3 separate regions of the Homo sapiens genome follow, and regions 1 and 3 are each linked to region 2. The links are chromatin contacts, found by Hi-C or POLR2A ChIA-PET in ENCODE. All regions are on one chromosome and are shown on one strand. Each heading gives the region's core, a stretch centred on a gene start or an enhancer-like site at or near the end of the contact. The rest is flanking DNA. Distances are from core to core; before and after follow the strand shown. Region 1 overlaps GNG7 (G protein subunit gamma 7). Region 2 holds the start of LMNB2 (lamin B2). Region 3 overlaps GNG7 (G protein subunit gamma 7).

Evidence for each region. A loop is a pair of places that touch in the nucleus more often than their neighbours do. ChIA-PET counts read pairs that join two places held with the same protein, here RNA polymerase II (POLR2A). Pooled maps may share reads with other maps.
Region 1: a loop to region 2 is called in a pooled map, with 2.4 times the contacts of the local background. The contact joins the enhancer-like site here to the promoter of LMNB2 in region 2. A Hi-C loop is called at or near these places in 2 of 50 pooled maps. POLR2A ChIA-PET finds 5 or more read pairs at or near these places in 3 of 52 experiments (Caco-2, GM12878 and activated naive CD8-positive, alpha-beta T cell).
Region 3: a loop to region 2 is called in a pooled map, with 4 times the contacts of the local background. The contact joins the enhancer-like site here to the promoter of LMNB2 in region 2. A Hi-C loop is called at or near these places in 6 of 50 pooled maps. POLR2A ChIA-PET finds 5 or more read pairs at or near these places in 24 of 52 experiments (BJ, CD4-positive, alpha-beta T cell, CD4-positive, alpha-beta memory T cell and 17 more).

What each region holds. Positions count from the first base shown.
Region 1 is chr19:2,662,750-2,665,449 of GRCh38, forward strand. The region is part of intron 1 of GNG7 (G protein subunit gamma 7); the gene reads right to left. Among named protein-coding and RNA genes, the nearest start is that of MIR7850, 33 kb to the left of the region's middle. Within about 2 kb of position 1,327, at least 8 of the 41 ENCODE cell types and tissues checked have a DNase peak (open chromatin) inside an H3K27ac peak, as active enhancers do.
Region 2 is chr19:2,455,521-2,458,220 of GRCh38, forward strand. It overlaps LMNB2 (lamin B2), which reads right to left and starts at 1,439. Exons shown (of 12, transcript NM_032737.4): 1 at 1,150-1,439. The coding sequence starts at 1,413. RefSeq lists an enhancer at 1-167 and silencers at 428-607, 838-927, 988-1,237, 1,358-1,537.
Region 3 is chr19:2,635,743-2,638,442 of GRCh38, forward strand. The region is part of intron 2 of GNG7 (G protein subunit gamma 7); the gene reads right to left. Among named protein-coding and RNA genes, the nearest start is that of MIR7850, 6.4 kb to the left of the region's middle. Within about 2 kb of position 1,394, at least 7 of the 41 ENCODE cell types and tissues checked have a DNase peak (open chromatin) inside an H3K27ac peak, as active enhancers do.

The DNA.
Region 1 (2,700 bases), core at 77-2,576, 210 kb after region 2:
TGATCGCGTCACTGGCCACTGGTCATCACCTCAACCTTCAGCCCTTCTCCCCTCCCCAGAGGCTGGAGGGTACAGCTAAAGGTTCCAGCCCTCTCATCCTGCCTTGATCTTTCTGGTGGCCAGACCATTCCTGAAAATAACTAGAAGCTGTCAGCCATCAGTCGACTTATCATCATACAAAAAGACATGACTTTGCAGATTCCAAGGATTTTAGGAGTTCTGCACCAGAAAAAAATCAGGACAAAGACCAAATAATATAATAAATATAATGCAAGTAATATAATATCCCACTGACCCACAGAAACTGCAGGATAGTAAATGCTTGCTGTTTAAGCTAAGTGTTGGGGTAATTTGTTACACAGTGATAGATAACTGGTACATCTGCAAAGGGAAGGAAGGGCTGATCCACATGACTCCTCCAAGCAGATGTTGCTATAGTTTGAATGTGTCTCCCAAAAAGCATATTGTAGAAACTTTAATTCCCAATGCCACCATGTTGAGAGGTGAGAACTTTAAGAGGTGATTAGGTTATGAAGGCCCTACCCTCATTAATGCCATCTCTCTTTCTCTCTCCCTCTCACCCTTTCTCTCTCTCTCCCCCCCCTCCTCTTTCTTCCCCAGTTCCCCAATCTTTCATATATGTGCTCTTTTGCCCTTCCACCTCTGACGCAGCAAGAAGGCCCTCACCAGATGCCAGCACCTCGACATTGGACTTCCCAGTCCCTAGAACCGTTAAGAAACAAATCTCTATTATTTATAAATTATCCAGTCTATGGCATTCCATTATAGCAGCACAAAATAAAGACAGGTGTGTAGTCAAACATTACCTTTTCCTAAAAGCCAGCAATTGGATTTTTCATTTTCTTGTTTTTCCAATATCTATCAACCTGATAATTGGGAGAGATGCAAAAGCCCAGATGGATAAGGTACATTCACTGAGGGCAAATCAGAAGAATGACCAGGCCAAGAAAATGATTCATTTTGGCATTTTGCAAATTATCAAGATATGCATGCCAGCACCAGTTTTTAAAACTGAACAAATCCACTGGCTTTTATCTATTTCCTACTAAAGCAACGTGGCTTGATCTTGACACTATTAAACTGGGGCTTGATTATTCTCTGGGGTGGGGCCGTTCTGGGCACTGCACAGTGCTGAGTAGCATCCCTGGTCTCCACCTACTCCAGGCCAGGAGCACCCCCAAGTCACGGTACCCACAAATGTCCCCAGACATTACCAGTGTCCCCCAGGGGGCAGGCTTGCCCCCAGTTGAGACCCAATGCTCTAAGGCATGTCCCTCAAGGGCAGGACAGCCAGGGACCTGACATTTGATGACAGGCCTATCCTCCACCGCCCCCCAGGCCCGGCTGCACTTCCTCCTCTGGGAACTGAGTGGGCAGGACGGGCTGTCAGAGCCCCCTTCCCTTCCCACGCTGACATTCTGCCAGCACGTGGCAGGGGCGTCTTGTCTCGTTGGAGGCTGGATATAGAAACACAGCCCTGTCCTTTGTGCCATCGCTGAAGTTGTCAACCTCAGCCTTCACTCATCACCACAGCAACCATCTAAATATGTCACCAGCAAAGTGCTGATTGCAAAGGAAGGGGGCAGAGAGGCCTGGACGGGCTCTCACCCAGGTGCAGGCGCAGGGGAGGTGCCGGGACTGGGGGAGTGACGTGGCTGCTTCAGAGCCACGAGACTGATGACGGCCAGGCCGGGCGTGACCTGGAACAGGCTCCACTGCACCCTGGGGCACACAGAACAAAGGGGCAGGCCTGCTTGACCCTGAGGGTTCAAGGTCTCTGTGAGCCGAGGTCAAGGAGGGGGAAGGAACAATCAGACGGTTGGCTCTGTGTCCTGCACCCTCAGTGCTCTAGAGACCCTCCTCACCCAGTCCTCTAGGTCACTCTGGGAGGATGGCCCCGGCTGACACCGTCTGCCCCATCGGGAATCTATTCTGGTGTCTACTGTGAGCAGGGAGCAAACTCATTTTTTTGCCAGTTAATGCAAGGTCTCTCCCCTGGAAACCGTGGACATTCAGAGCTGGGTCATTCTCTAGGGTGCAGCTGTCCCGGACACTGCAGGGTGCTGAGCAGTGTCCCTGGCCTCCACCCACTCCACGCCACGACCATCCTCAAGTTGTGACAACGACAAATGTCCTCAGACAACACCCAGTGTCCCCTGGGGCAGAATCACCCTCAGTTGACACCCCCTGAATTAGGAAATTCCACGGACCCCCAAGATACTCTGTCCCCTGATCTTCTGTCCTGCTGAGGTCCCAGGAGGCTGCACACATTGAAATCCACACCTTTAGTTGGGGGGAGGGAGAGAGGAGGTGAATCCCACGAGCTGGGGTCCCCTGGTTTACACCGTCTGCCCCATCAGGAGTGTGTCCTGGTGAGCAGGAAGCAGACTCCATTTCTTCTCCAAATAATGAATGCTGAGTCTCTCCTCCCAGGCACGGTGGACACTGGGGCTGTACCATTCTCTGGGATGGAGCCGTCCTGAGCACTGCAGCACGCTGAGCGGCATCCGTGACCTCCAGCCACTGCATGCCCGGAGCACTTCTCAATGGTGACAGCCACAAATGTCCCCAGACATGGCCCAGTGTCCCCTGGGGGGGGGGGGGCAGGATCACCCTGCCGTGCTGGACAGTCCTCGCCACACCCCACCTCTTGGAACTGGAATGTCTGGTGAGACGGGC
Region 2 (2,700 bases), core at 189-2,688:
GAGCCCTAGTCTGTAACCCCCATGGCCCCAAAATGCACCTCTCACGGAAGGGTCCCCAGAGCTAGCTGGAGGCCCCTCTGCAGCCCTCACTCAGGACACGGAAGATCTCCTGGGACCCCCTCCATAGGTGGGGCATTCCTGGTCTGCACTTTTCACTCAGTGCCCTAGAAACCCCCTGGAGGTCCCCAAGAGAATGGGCCACTCCGGTCTGCACCCCTCCCAAGGGGTCCCCCAAGATCTCGGAAACTGCGGTGGGCAGGGCCTGCCCAGGTGGCACCCCTCACTCAGGGTCTCCCCCTGGAGATCCCCGAGGCCAGGCTGACCCCACCCCTGCTCAGGGTCCCCCGTGATCGCGTACTCCGCGGTGGGCTGGGCCTGGCCGAGCTGCACCCCTCACTCAGGGACCCCTTGAAACCCCCTGGAGACCCCCAAGCCGGGACCCTTCCCGGTCTGCACCCCTGCCCAGGGTCCCCGCGATCGCGCACCCCGCGGTGGCCAGGACCTGCACCCTTCATCCAGGAGCCCCCCGCAAACCCCCTGGAGACCCCAAGCCGGGAGTCGTTCAGAGTCCCCCGCGATCGCGCGCCCCGTGGTGGGCGGGGCCTGGCCGAGTAGCACCTTTCACTCAGGGACTCTCCGAAACGCGGCGGAGATCCCCGAGGCCGGACTGTCCCCGTCTGCATCCCAGCTCAGGGTTCCCCGCGACTGGGAGCCCCGCAGTGGGCTGGGCCTAGCCGAGCAGCACCCCTCACTCAGAAGCCCCCAAACCTCCTGGAGACCCCCGAGCCGGAGCCTGTCCCCGTCTGCACCCCCGCCCAGGGTCCCCGCGATCACGCACCCCGCGGTGGGCGGGGCCTGGCCGAACTGCACCGCTCACTCAGGGGCCCCTCGAAACCCCCTGGAGACCCTCGAGACCCGGGCCCGTCCCTGTCTGCACCCAGGGTCCCAGCGATTGCCCACCCCGCGGTGGGAGGGACCTGGCCGAGCTGCACCCCTCACTCAGGGGCCCCCCGAAACCCCGCGGAAACCCCCGAAGCCGGGGCCCGTCCCCGTCTGCACCCCCGCCCAGGGTCCCCGCGATCGCGCGCCCCGCGGTGGGCGGGGCCTGCCGGCTGCACCCCCGCCCGGCCCCTAAGCCCCGGCGCCCACCTCGCGCGTGGTCACCTCCTCCTTCTCTGAGATCTTGAGCAGGAGCCGGTCGTTCTCCAGCTCCAGCGCGCGGACGCGGTCGATGTAGTGCGCCAGGCGGTCGTTGAGCTCGCGCAGCTCCTCCTTCTCCTGCAGCCGCGACAGGCGCGTGGGCGACAGCGGCGTGGCGGGCCCGCCCGCGCGGCCGGGCAGCGGCGTGGCCATGGTGGCGGCGGCTCGCGGCCTGCGCTGCTCCCGACGGCGGCCCGGGCTCGGCGGGCTCATTCAATCCGCGCCGCCGGCTGCAAGATGGCGCCGCGCCGCGCCGCGCCCGCCGCCCGCCGCGGCGGGGCAGCCTGGGACTGGTAGTCCGACCGCCGGGCGCGCGCGGGGCACGCCGGAAGTTGAAGTCTCCGTCCAGCTCTCGCTTCGCAGAGGCGCTGACTCCAGAGACAGACTTCCTGGCTGCAAACTCCCAGCTCCGCCACGAGGAAACAGCGTTGGGTTGCTTTCTAGTACCTGTTTCCCCACTTAGAGAACCTCAAAACGTGTTCAAAGAACCAGACACAAAAGGCCATATAGGGCCGGGCGTGGTGGCTCACGCCTGTAATCCCAGCACTTTGGGAGGCCAAGGCCGGTGGATCACTTGAGAAAAGAATTTCGAGATCAGCCTGGACCACATAGGGAGACCCCCCCACACCATCTCTACTACGGAGGCGCGCGCCGGTAATCCCAGCTACTTGGGAGGCTGAGGCAGGAGAATCTCTTGAACTTGGGACGTGGAGGTTGCAGTAAGCCAAGATCGCGGCACTGCACTCCAGCCTGGGCAACAATGAGAAACTTTGTCTCAAAAAAAAAAAAAAAAAAAAAAAAAAGCCATATAGTGTACAATGCCACTGATATAAAATGTCCAGAAGAGGCTGTCAAGGAGTATGAATTTCAACAAATTGAGTTTAATGATCTCATTGGCTCTTATTAGCAATTCATGAATTGGATAGCATTCAATCTATTAAATAGGCACTCCAATGAGCTGAGCAGAGAGGATGGGCATTCTGCATTACAGGCAGAAAAGGCTGAAGAAAGGAGAAATAAGAATTAAAATAAAAGCCAGGCCAGGTACAGTGGTTTGCTCACGCCTGTAATGCCAGCACTTTGGGAGGCGGAGGTGGGAGGATAGCCTGAGCCCAGGAGTTTGAGACTGGCCTGGGCAACATAGCAAGACCCCATTTCTAAAAATAAAAATAAAAAAATTAGCCAGGTGCAGTGGCTCACACCTGTATTCCCAGCACTTTAGGAGGCCAAGCCGGGCAGATCATGAGGTCAGGAGTTCGAGACCAGCCTGACCAATATGGTGAAATCCCGTCTCTACTAAAAATACAAAAATTAGCCAGGCATGGTGGCACATGCCTGTAGTCTCAGCTACTCGGGAAGCTGAGGCAGGAGAATTGCTTTAACCCGGGAGGCGGAGGTTGCAGGGAGCCAAGATTGAACCACTGCACTCCAGCCTAGGCAACAGAGTAAGACTCCACCTCAAAAAAAAAAAAAAAAAAAAATTAGCTGGGCGCCTATAGT
Region 3 (2,700 bases), core at 144-2,643, 180 kb after region 2:
CAGCTAATTTTTGTATTTTTAGTACAGAGGAGTTTTCACCATGTTGGCCAGGATGGTCTCGAACTCCTGACCTCAAGTGATCCGCCCACCTCAGCCTCCCAAAGTGCTGGGATTACAGGTGTGAGCCACCGTGCCTGGCCAACTTGGGGTGATTCTGTCCCCTAAGGGACACTGAGTGATATTTGGGGACATTTGTGGTTGTCACAACTGGCGGGTGCACCTGGCATGGAGTGGGTGGAGGCCCGGGACGCTGCTCAGCAGCCTGCAGTGCCCAGGACAGCCCCACCCCAGAGAAAAATGTGGCCCCAATGTCTACAGGAGCCAGGGGGAGAGAGACCCTGTGTTATTTGGAAAAAAACAGAGTCTGCTCTCTGCTCACACCGGACACCAGAATAAACTCCCAAAGGGGCAGACAGCATAAATCAGGGTAACTCCAGCTCCTGGGATTCACCTCCTCTCTCCCTCCCACTCAGGGGGTGGATGGAATTCTCCTCTGGCCAAACTGAACCAGCTCTCTACTGCCTTCACTCAGGGGCGCACGAGTCTCTAACTCACAGGCGAGGATCCAGGCCCTCTGCCCGCCAGGACAATGACCCCTCTCTGAGCTGGGGAGTGGCAGCCCCAGGTCCACAGCCAGTTCTCACCCTGAGGAGCATGACATCTGGGAGGGGGGATGACAGGCACCCCAGGGCCTGATGGTGGGGACAAGCCAGGGTCTGATTCCCATGGCAGGATGACCTGCACTCTCCCAGGGCCACCCAGCCCTCCAGGGATGCTTTATGCCTTCCATTCTCTGGTCCGAGCTCTGCTCTGGAGACACCTCTGTGCCCGAGTGTGAGGTGCATTCCCTGACTGCCTTAAGGCCACTCCTGGGGAGCAGAGCCAGTGCCTCCCGCCTCCTGCCACGCACAACACCCAGGGACCGCCTCTGGTTTTGGGCAGAGAGGCTCTGAGTGTGCCCACAGGGGCCCCTAGGGCAGGGGCCAACCATCTGGGTTTGCCTGGGACTTAGGGCTGTCAGTGTTGAACCAGGAAGGTATCAAGCAAACTGCAGTGGGGGTAGTGACAGAGCTTAAAGAGGGGCTCGGGGGTGACTGAAGACATCTGGGATACAGTCAGTATGCACTGCCTGCACCTCCATCCCCACCTGCACCCACCTGAACCCAACTACGCACACCTGCGCCCATCTGCACCTCCGTCCCCACTTGTGCCCACCTGCGCCCACCTGCACTTCCGTCCCCACCTGCACCTCTGTCCCCACCTGCACCTCCAACTCCACTTGTCCTCACCTGCACCCACCTGCACACCCACTGCACCCCCGTCCCTACCTGCACCCCCCGCATCTCCAGCCCCCTGCCGGCTCCAGGCCCGGGGCCAGGAAACTCCGTGGGCCTCCTCTGCCCCCTCGTGGCCGCCAGCGGTAACAGCAGCCCTCTGCAAATCGAGCTTCAGAGGCCCCAGGAACAGGCTCCCCCCGCCCCCGAGCCCGGCCCGTCTTTGCTGTTGTCGTTGTTGTTTTGCCCTGGGGCCTGCAGAAGGATAGGAGCAGGGGATCACGGTGCTGGTTTTGTCATCAGGACAGGCAGCCACGGCCCTCACTTGGCGGCGCACCTGCTCTCCTGGAGAGGCTGCCACCCAGAGGTCAGAGACCCCCGCAGGCGCCTGCACCCCTCACAGCCTCGCTCTCCTCCCCGTCCGTCCTTGTAGGGAGGTGAGTTTCCAAGCTTCCCACCCTGTGCCCGCAGGAGCCAAAGCCGCACTCGCCCAGCCCAGCGCCCAGCAAACAGGAGGTGCTCAATGAATGACTAGCAACATTATTAAAAGATCAGGAAAAGCCCGCATCCCACGCCACCCTTTGTAACAGAGAACCCCTTCAAGGTCAGCCGGCACCACACCTGCTCACCACTAATTCCGTCCCCTCTACTGGGGCCTCCCCTTGCGTGTGTGGACATCAGAGCCTGATGATTCTCTGGGGTGGGGCCGTCCTGGGCACCATAGGGTGCTGAGCAGCGTCCCTGGCCTCCATCCACTCCATGCCAGGAGCATCCCTCCATCATGACAATTACAGATGTCCCCTGGAGGCAGAATCACCCCTGGTTGAGACCCCCCGGGTTAGGGGATTCCACGGACCCCCAAGAGACTCCGCGTCCCATGATCCTCTGCCATGCTGAGGTCCCAGGAGGCTGCACACATTGAAATCCACACCCTGAGTTGGGAGGGAGAGAGGAGATGAATCCCAGGAGCTGGGGGTCCCCCTGATTTACACCATCTGCCCCATCGGGAGTTTATTCTGGTGTCCAGTGTGAGCAGGGACTGAAGTCAGTTTTGAAATAATGAATGGGCCGGGTGCGGTGGCTCACGCCTGTCACCCCAGCACTTTGGGAGGCCGAGGCAGGTGGATCACGAGGTCAGGAGTTCAAGACCAGCCTGGCTAACATGGTGAAACCCTGTCTCTACTAAATATACAAAAGTTAGCCGGGCGTGGTGGCATGCACCTGTAATCCCAGCTACTCGGGAGGCCGAGGCAGAGAATTACTTGAGCCTGGGAGGCAGAGGTTGCAGTGAGCTGAGATCATGCCACTGCACTCCAGCCTGGGTGACAGAGCGAGACTCTGTCAGAAAGAGAAAAGAAAAGAAAAGGGGAAGAGAAGGGGATGGGAAGGGAAAGGGGGAGGGGAAGGGGAAGGAGGGGAAGGGGAG